Linked DNA regions of Mus musculus: region 1 is linked to region 2. Evidence: chromatin contacts called from ENCODE Hi-C or POLR2A ChIA-PET data. All regions are on one chromosome and are shown on one strand. Each heading gives the region's core, a stretch centred on a gene start or an enhancer-like site at or near the end of the contact. The rest is flanking DNA. Distances are from core to core; before and after follow the strand shown. Region 1 holds the start of Zmat5 (zinc finger, matrin type 5). Region 2 holds the start of Ascc2 (activating signal cointegrator 1 complex subunit 2).

Region 1 (3,044 bases), core at 6-2,505, 67 kb before region 2:
CCAGAGCAAGTGTAAAACCTTTTCTCCATACAAACAAACACAAACCATTTAGTCTCTGTAGTCAAATCTTAATTTATCTCTAGATGTTAATTCCTATTTTTGTTTCTTGGTTTGGTTTGGTTTTTCAGGACAGGGTTTCTTTGTGTAGCCCTGGTTGTCCTGGAATTTGTAAACCAGGCTGGTCTTGAACTCTGAGACCCACCTGCATCTGGAGTGCTGAGACTAAAGGCACCCACAACCGAGCCCACCTCTTAATTCTACCTTTCTTGCACACTTCTGCTAGCTTGCTCTGTCTATCCTACCTACCAAAATGCATCTCAAATCTGACCATTATTCTAAACCTCTCTACTCTAAATTACCTACCTCTGCAATTTCTTCTCTTCAGTTTTTGCTCTAGCAAGAAGTCAGAACGATAACATTAAAATGTAAATAGACCTCAAAGCATTCCAGCTTAAACCCATTCAGTGACTCCCTAGTGCAATTAGGAAAAGAATGACTCCTTACCCAGGACGGGATTCAAGGCCAGACTAGAGATGACTTCAGGCCACCTACTCATTAGAGGCCACTCTACACTTTCTCAAGCACCCCAGCAGTGCAGTTGCCTCTAGAAACATTATCCTGTTTACCCTGCTACAATATATTCAGTCCTCCATTAAGCGGCTACTCAGGTTTAAAGAGCAAGCAATCCGTCCAAGCATTTGGGTTTTCTCTTTTACAAAGTATTAGTTTCCAGAAGTGCTGGGCTTCCCCATCGCCCACGCACCACGGCCAGAGCGCTCCAGGAGAGCTGGGAACCTTTCTTTTACTGGGGATCATCTCAAGACCCCGAGGGGATACTCAGAAAAGTACGGTGCCTTTTACAACCAGGTCACCCATCTCCGAAGCCGGGGTTCTTGGCTTTAAAGCCTACGCTCTGGAGAACAGGAAGCAAGTGCAAAGCCACTTTCCCCCCTGAGACGTGGCTTAAGAGTTAGAACTGCAGGACCCGACTTTTGCCACCCCCAAACCTACATCTGGAGTAGGTTCAAAGGACGTTAGGCAGAGAGTCGAGATGCAGCCACAGAAACTCAGGTTCCCTGCCTCTGTATTCACTCCCCATGCCAGAAAAAGCGGATAGCGCGGACTTAGAATGAAATGCCTACTCTTCTGATTGGGAAAAGAGCCTAAAACTTGGACGCGGATGTCTCACCAAAGATACCTGGTTCCGGGCTCCTCCTCTTGAGTCCTCGCGTTGCGCTCTGCTCGCTGGGATTTGTAGTCCTTCCTAAGGTACCGAGAAGGCGGAATACGAAGGCGAGACAGCACTGGGGAAGATGGGTAAGCTAAGGGGCTTTCGGGACTTGTAGTTCAAAATAGCCAAACGCAGGAAATGGTTGAGGAGAAAAACTGAGAAATAAGTCTTATCAAATTTTGGTTGTGTGGAATATGAACATTGTAATAAACTGTTACCCTGTGCACATTATCAGTTTCTTTAATGGTTCAAAATGTCGACTCTGAGATACAGAGAAACTACAATTCCCATAAAGCAGGGCGCGTTGAAACTTTTGGAGCAAGACATTGGGTTCTACGCAAGCGCAGTGGCGCGAGTTCGGCAGTGAGGCAACATGTCGTCGCCGACGATCCCTTCGCGCCTGTACTCCTTGCTGTTCCGCAGAACTTCCACCTTTGCCCTCACCATCGCAGTGGGCGCCCTGTTCTTCGAGCGAGCCTTCGATCAGGGCGCAGACGCGATCTACGAGCACATCAACGAGGGGGTGAGGGCCTGGGCCATCCTGACCTTGGGCCCGCCTGAAGGGTGACTGGGAGGGAGGTAGGACGGAACTCAATCAAGTCTTACCAGGTCTGGGGTGAACTGTGCCCGTTAATACATCTATTTCTCTTGACATGGTGCGAGGCCTAATTGGTATGTCCTGTCACACAGTTCCACATATTCATTTGCGAAAGCTAACTCCTGACTCCTGAGACATCAGAGGACTTACGGGTCTGAACCACTCCATTAAGTCGGTGGTGAGTTGGAACTCCGACCCCTGCCGTCCTTGCTAGTTTCAAGGGCAGATTTCAGCAAGGCAGTCGTTAAAAGTAGGTCTCCTTAGACCATGTGGCTGACCTTTTAAAATTGATGTTTCAGTTCCGAAGGCCGCCCACGTAGGCTCTTTGGATTAAACGTGAAGACTATGAAACCTCAAGCCCTAACTGGCAATACTGGACTTAAAGCACTTAACCGTGGTATTGAATAAAGGTCATAGTGGATCAAAGATCCTGGGATACAGATGAGGTGCTACCGTTCATACTTAATGATACCACTGAAAGATAGCATCCTGGGAAAATGTGGGGATGAATATAAAGTAGGAAATGGCGAGCCCTCTTTGACTTAACTGTCCCACACTCTGTGCATGTTTTATGTCAAAGGTTGTGAGAGTATTGGGGAAGGTATGTTACTGATGGCCAGCATGTTCATCGACTGGTTTCTTTTTCTCGAGACAGGGTTTCTCTGTGTAGCTATTGCTGTCCCGGAGCTAGATGGTAGACAAGGCTTGGCCTTAGACTCACCCTCCTGCCTCTGCCACCTGAGTGTTGGGATTGTAGGCCTGAGCCACCACCGACCAGCTCCTTCACTGAGTGGCCTTCCTTCTTGCCTTCCTTCCTTTCTTACCTCTTTTGGTTTGTTTTTAAATTTTGTTGTTTTAATTTTATTTGCTTATGTTGTGTCTGCATGTACATCATCTGTGCTAGGAACTGGACGCAGGTCCTCTGGAAGAGCAACCAGAGTACCCTTAGCCACTGAGTCGTCTCTCCAGCCCCCTCAGGGCTCTCTGACCTGCTGCCCAGACAGGCTCTGTCTACTAGTTGCTGTATTTCCTCTGGTGGGGTAGCTTCCTGTCCATATGAAAGTGTTGCCACTCTGATCTTTTTTTTTTTTTTTTTTTAAGATTTATTTATTTAGTATATATAAGTACACTGTAGCTGTCTTCAGATACTCCAGAAGAGGGCATCAGATTTCGTTACGGATGGTTGTGAGCCACCACGTGGTTGCTGGGATTTGA
Region 2 (3,078 bases), core at 575-3,074:
GGAGTTGGTCAGCTGGGTACAGCTCAGTGATAGAACTTGTGCTTACCACATGCAAGTCCCTGGGTTCAAGCTTAAATGAATGAATGAATAAATAAATAGGAAAGATGGTCACAGAGCAGGCTGGGAGACGCTCAGTCAGCGTTGTCCAGACCGCACAAGCATAAGAATCTGATTCCCAAAGCTAGGAAGCAGGATGTGATGGTATATGCTTGCAATCTCGGCACTGGGAGAGTAGGAGGCGTCAGGACAGTCCACCAGGCAAGCTCCAGGCCAGTGAGAGACTTGTCTCAAAAGAAAAGCAGATGACTTCTGAGGGACAACTCCAACTCCCGAGGTTGACCTTTGACTCCACACATATGCATTTGTACCCACATGTATGTGAACCCGGGATACAAAACCAAATGAGCAGAGCAGCTCGTCAGTGTTCCCACCCAGTGTTCTCTTTTTTTAAAATAACACCTTGGCCTTATCCACAGGAAGGACATGTGTATTGGGCCAGCCATGCAATGGAGATCAACGAACCCTTTCAAAAGGCATGCCAGCAAAAGAGCATATGACACACATGAATACATCAAGGCTAGGAGGAGGAAGTCACTATGTCCTCACAGACAAGCTGAGGATATGACCAGCTATTTCTTACCAGGTGATATAAAACATATTGACAAGTCAATATGTCTGGCCCAGCCCTGGCAATATAAGACATATTGATAAGACAAGAGCAGCATGTTTGTTAGATACTGAGTGCTCTTCTAAGTGCTTTTCTTGGCATTAACATAATTTTGTTTTCAAATACTAGGAAACAAGGTCTTGCCATATAAACTGGCTCTTAACTGTAGCAATCTCCTGCCTCAGTGTCCTGAGTGCTGGTATACACTACTATATGCAACATCACACACCACTCTTTCCTCGCATTCATTCATATATATATACATATATATATATATGAATCAATTAATTAATTAATTTTGTTACATCGTAGACAGGGTCTCATGTAGCCTAAGCTGTTTTTGAACCAATCTTTCTGACTCAACCTCCTGAGTGCTGAGATTACAAGTATGTGTCATCACATCTGACTCTAGATGCTTCAGTCCCAACTATGTACGCAGGCACTAGACTTTGAGTTTTAAAAGGACCAGGACCGGTGTGCACCACTCTACAGTCTATGCTGGGCAAAGCAGCAGAGGCCAATCAATAGTTAACTGTTTCCGGGTGGACGGGTGGAGGGTCGTGATATAATCAACAGTTGTAATATGCCAGAGAGCATCTCGGAGCTACTGTTGCTTTAGTTTCTCTATCAGAAAACCTTCTCTGGTCTTCTCCCTGTAGTCTCTCTCCTTGTTACTCACTGTCATATCTTTAATGTGTAACTGTCTCCTTCCTCTAGACTGTAAGCTTCACGAGAGCAGAGCCTCGTCTGTCCTGCTCTTTGTACCCTCTGCGCCTAGGTCTGTACTAGGCACGTGGCTGTCGATCAACAAATACATGCTGAACAAATGAATGAACATGGAGGAAACTGAAGCTTGGGAGAAGGTGGTGGGGACCGGGGATCGTCCCAGGTCTCTCTAGGACCAAGCCTTAAAATGAACCGGAACTCCAGGCTCTGGTTCTCCAAGTGGGGGGAATCACAGCGGCTGGGGCAGTGTAAGCCTGGCTCCGCCGCGAAGCCCGTGGGCTGGAGGGTGCCGAGGGCGCCCGAAGCACGGTCCTGGCTCCTCCCGAGCACCACCGGTGGGGCCCCGGCACGTACTTACCTCCCCGGCTCCACACCCGAGATGTTCAGCTGCAAAACACCACAGCTTCCACAGATCCAGCACTTCCGGGGTCAAACTGCGATTCCGTAGGCGCAGAAAGGAAGCCAACCTGCTCTGCCTGGCCCCGCCCCCGGCGCCAACTGTGGAGGTGGGGAATGCCACGGCCACGCCCCACAGAGACGACCCCGCCCCCTGGAGGCGCAGGAATTTGACCCTGACCACTCCCTCTTGGTGGCCACCCTCCTGGGTTAAGGCAATCCAGTTTGGGAAGCTCTCAGAAATCCAGGCTTCCACCCTACTCAGTTACCAGTTTTCAAATTTAATCCAGAGAAGTTTGAACGAGTCAAAATCACAAATGTGACGTTGAGAGAGCAGAGGAAGGCAGATGAGCTCGTATAGTTCACTTACCGAACGCTCTAAAACAGTTAAAAATGTGTAGTTATGGCTTTTGATGGTGGTTACTTCTTAGGTTAGTAAACAGGAAGATCCCACAAATGAAAATGGAGGTCTTCATCTTGGCGGTGGCCACATACACAGACGGACAGATGGGTTTACTTAGGCAGACTTAGCAAATTGTACACTTAAGATTTGTCCATGTATTTAGCCGGGTACACTGTAGGCAAGCTGACCCAAAACTCACTGTGTAACTCAGTATAGCTTGGAACTGATGACTATCCTCCTGCTTCAGCCTCGCAGATGCTGGAGTTAAAAGTGTCTACCACATGTTGTTTAAATCAGAAAGGCTGAGTATAGCTATTTTAAGAACAGGATACATTTTTTCCAAAGAAATGTCTCAGATGGTGAAGAGCTAGTGGCTCCCAAGGCTGGATAAGGATCATCACAGAAAACTAGTGGGTAATAGCCAGCTGCTGCTGCTGGTGCAGCCTGTAATTCTAGCCCTTGGGAGGCTGAGGAATGACTGAGGGTTCCAGGACAGCCAGGGCTATACTGTGGAAGGGCTCACATTGTCAGGAAAACAAGCAAATAGTTGTGAAGTAATGGGAGAGATGTTAAGCGGCTGAATTAGTGGGTAGATGGGCTCTAAACCAGAAATGGGAGGAGTGTGCTAATTGGTTATATTTCACCACGAAAAAAGTTCTCACAGACTTTGCAGCTTATTACAAAACAGCCCACATTTTCTTTGATTAAGAATCTAAACCTGACTGGGTGGTGGTGGCACAGGACTTTAATCCCAGCACTAGGGAGGCAGAGGCAGGCTTATCTCTGTGAGTTCAAGGCTAGCCTGGTCTACAAAGTTAGTTCCAGAACAGCCAGGGCTGTTACACAGAAACTCTGTTTTGAAAAACAATAAATAAACAACGGATCT

Evidence for each region. Hi-C counts contacts between places; a loop is a spot of excess contacts on that map. ChIA-PET counts read pairs that join two places held with the same protein, here RNA polymerase II (POLR2A).
Region 1: POLR2A ChIA-PET joins it to region 2 with 10 read pairs in embryonic stem cell. The contact joins the promoter of Zmat5 here to the promoter of Ascc2 in region 2. A Hi-C loop is called at or near these places in 1 of 37 maps with a recorded cell type or tissue (adrenal gland). POLR2A ChIA-PET finds 5 or more read pairs at or near these places in 4 of 5 experiments (Patski and embryonic stem cell).

What each region holds. Positions count from the first base shown.
Region 1 is chr11:4,702,867-4,705,910 of GRCm38, reverse strand. It overlaps Zmat5 (zinc finger, matrin type 5), which reads right to left and starts at 1,255. Exons shown (of 6, transcript NM_026015.3): 1 at 1,190-1,255. It overlaps Uqcr10 (ubiquinol-cytochrome c reductase, complex III subunit X), which reads left to right and starts at 1,567. Exons shown (of 2, transcript NM_197979.3): 1 at 1,567-1,754. The coding sequence starts at 1,605.
Region 2 is chr11:4,636,496-4,639,573 of GRCm38, reverse strand. Ascc2 (activating signal cointegrator 1 complex subunit 2) reads right to left here and starts at 1,824. Exons shown (of 20, transcript NM_029291.2): 1 at 1,752-1,824.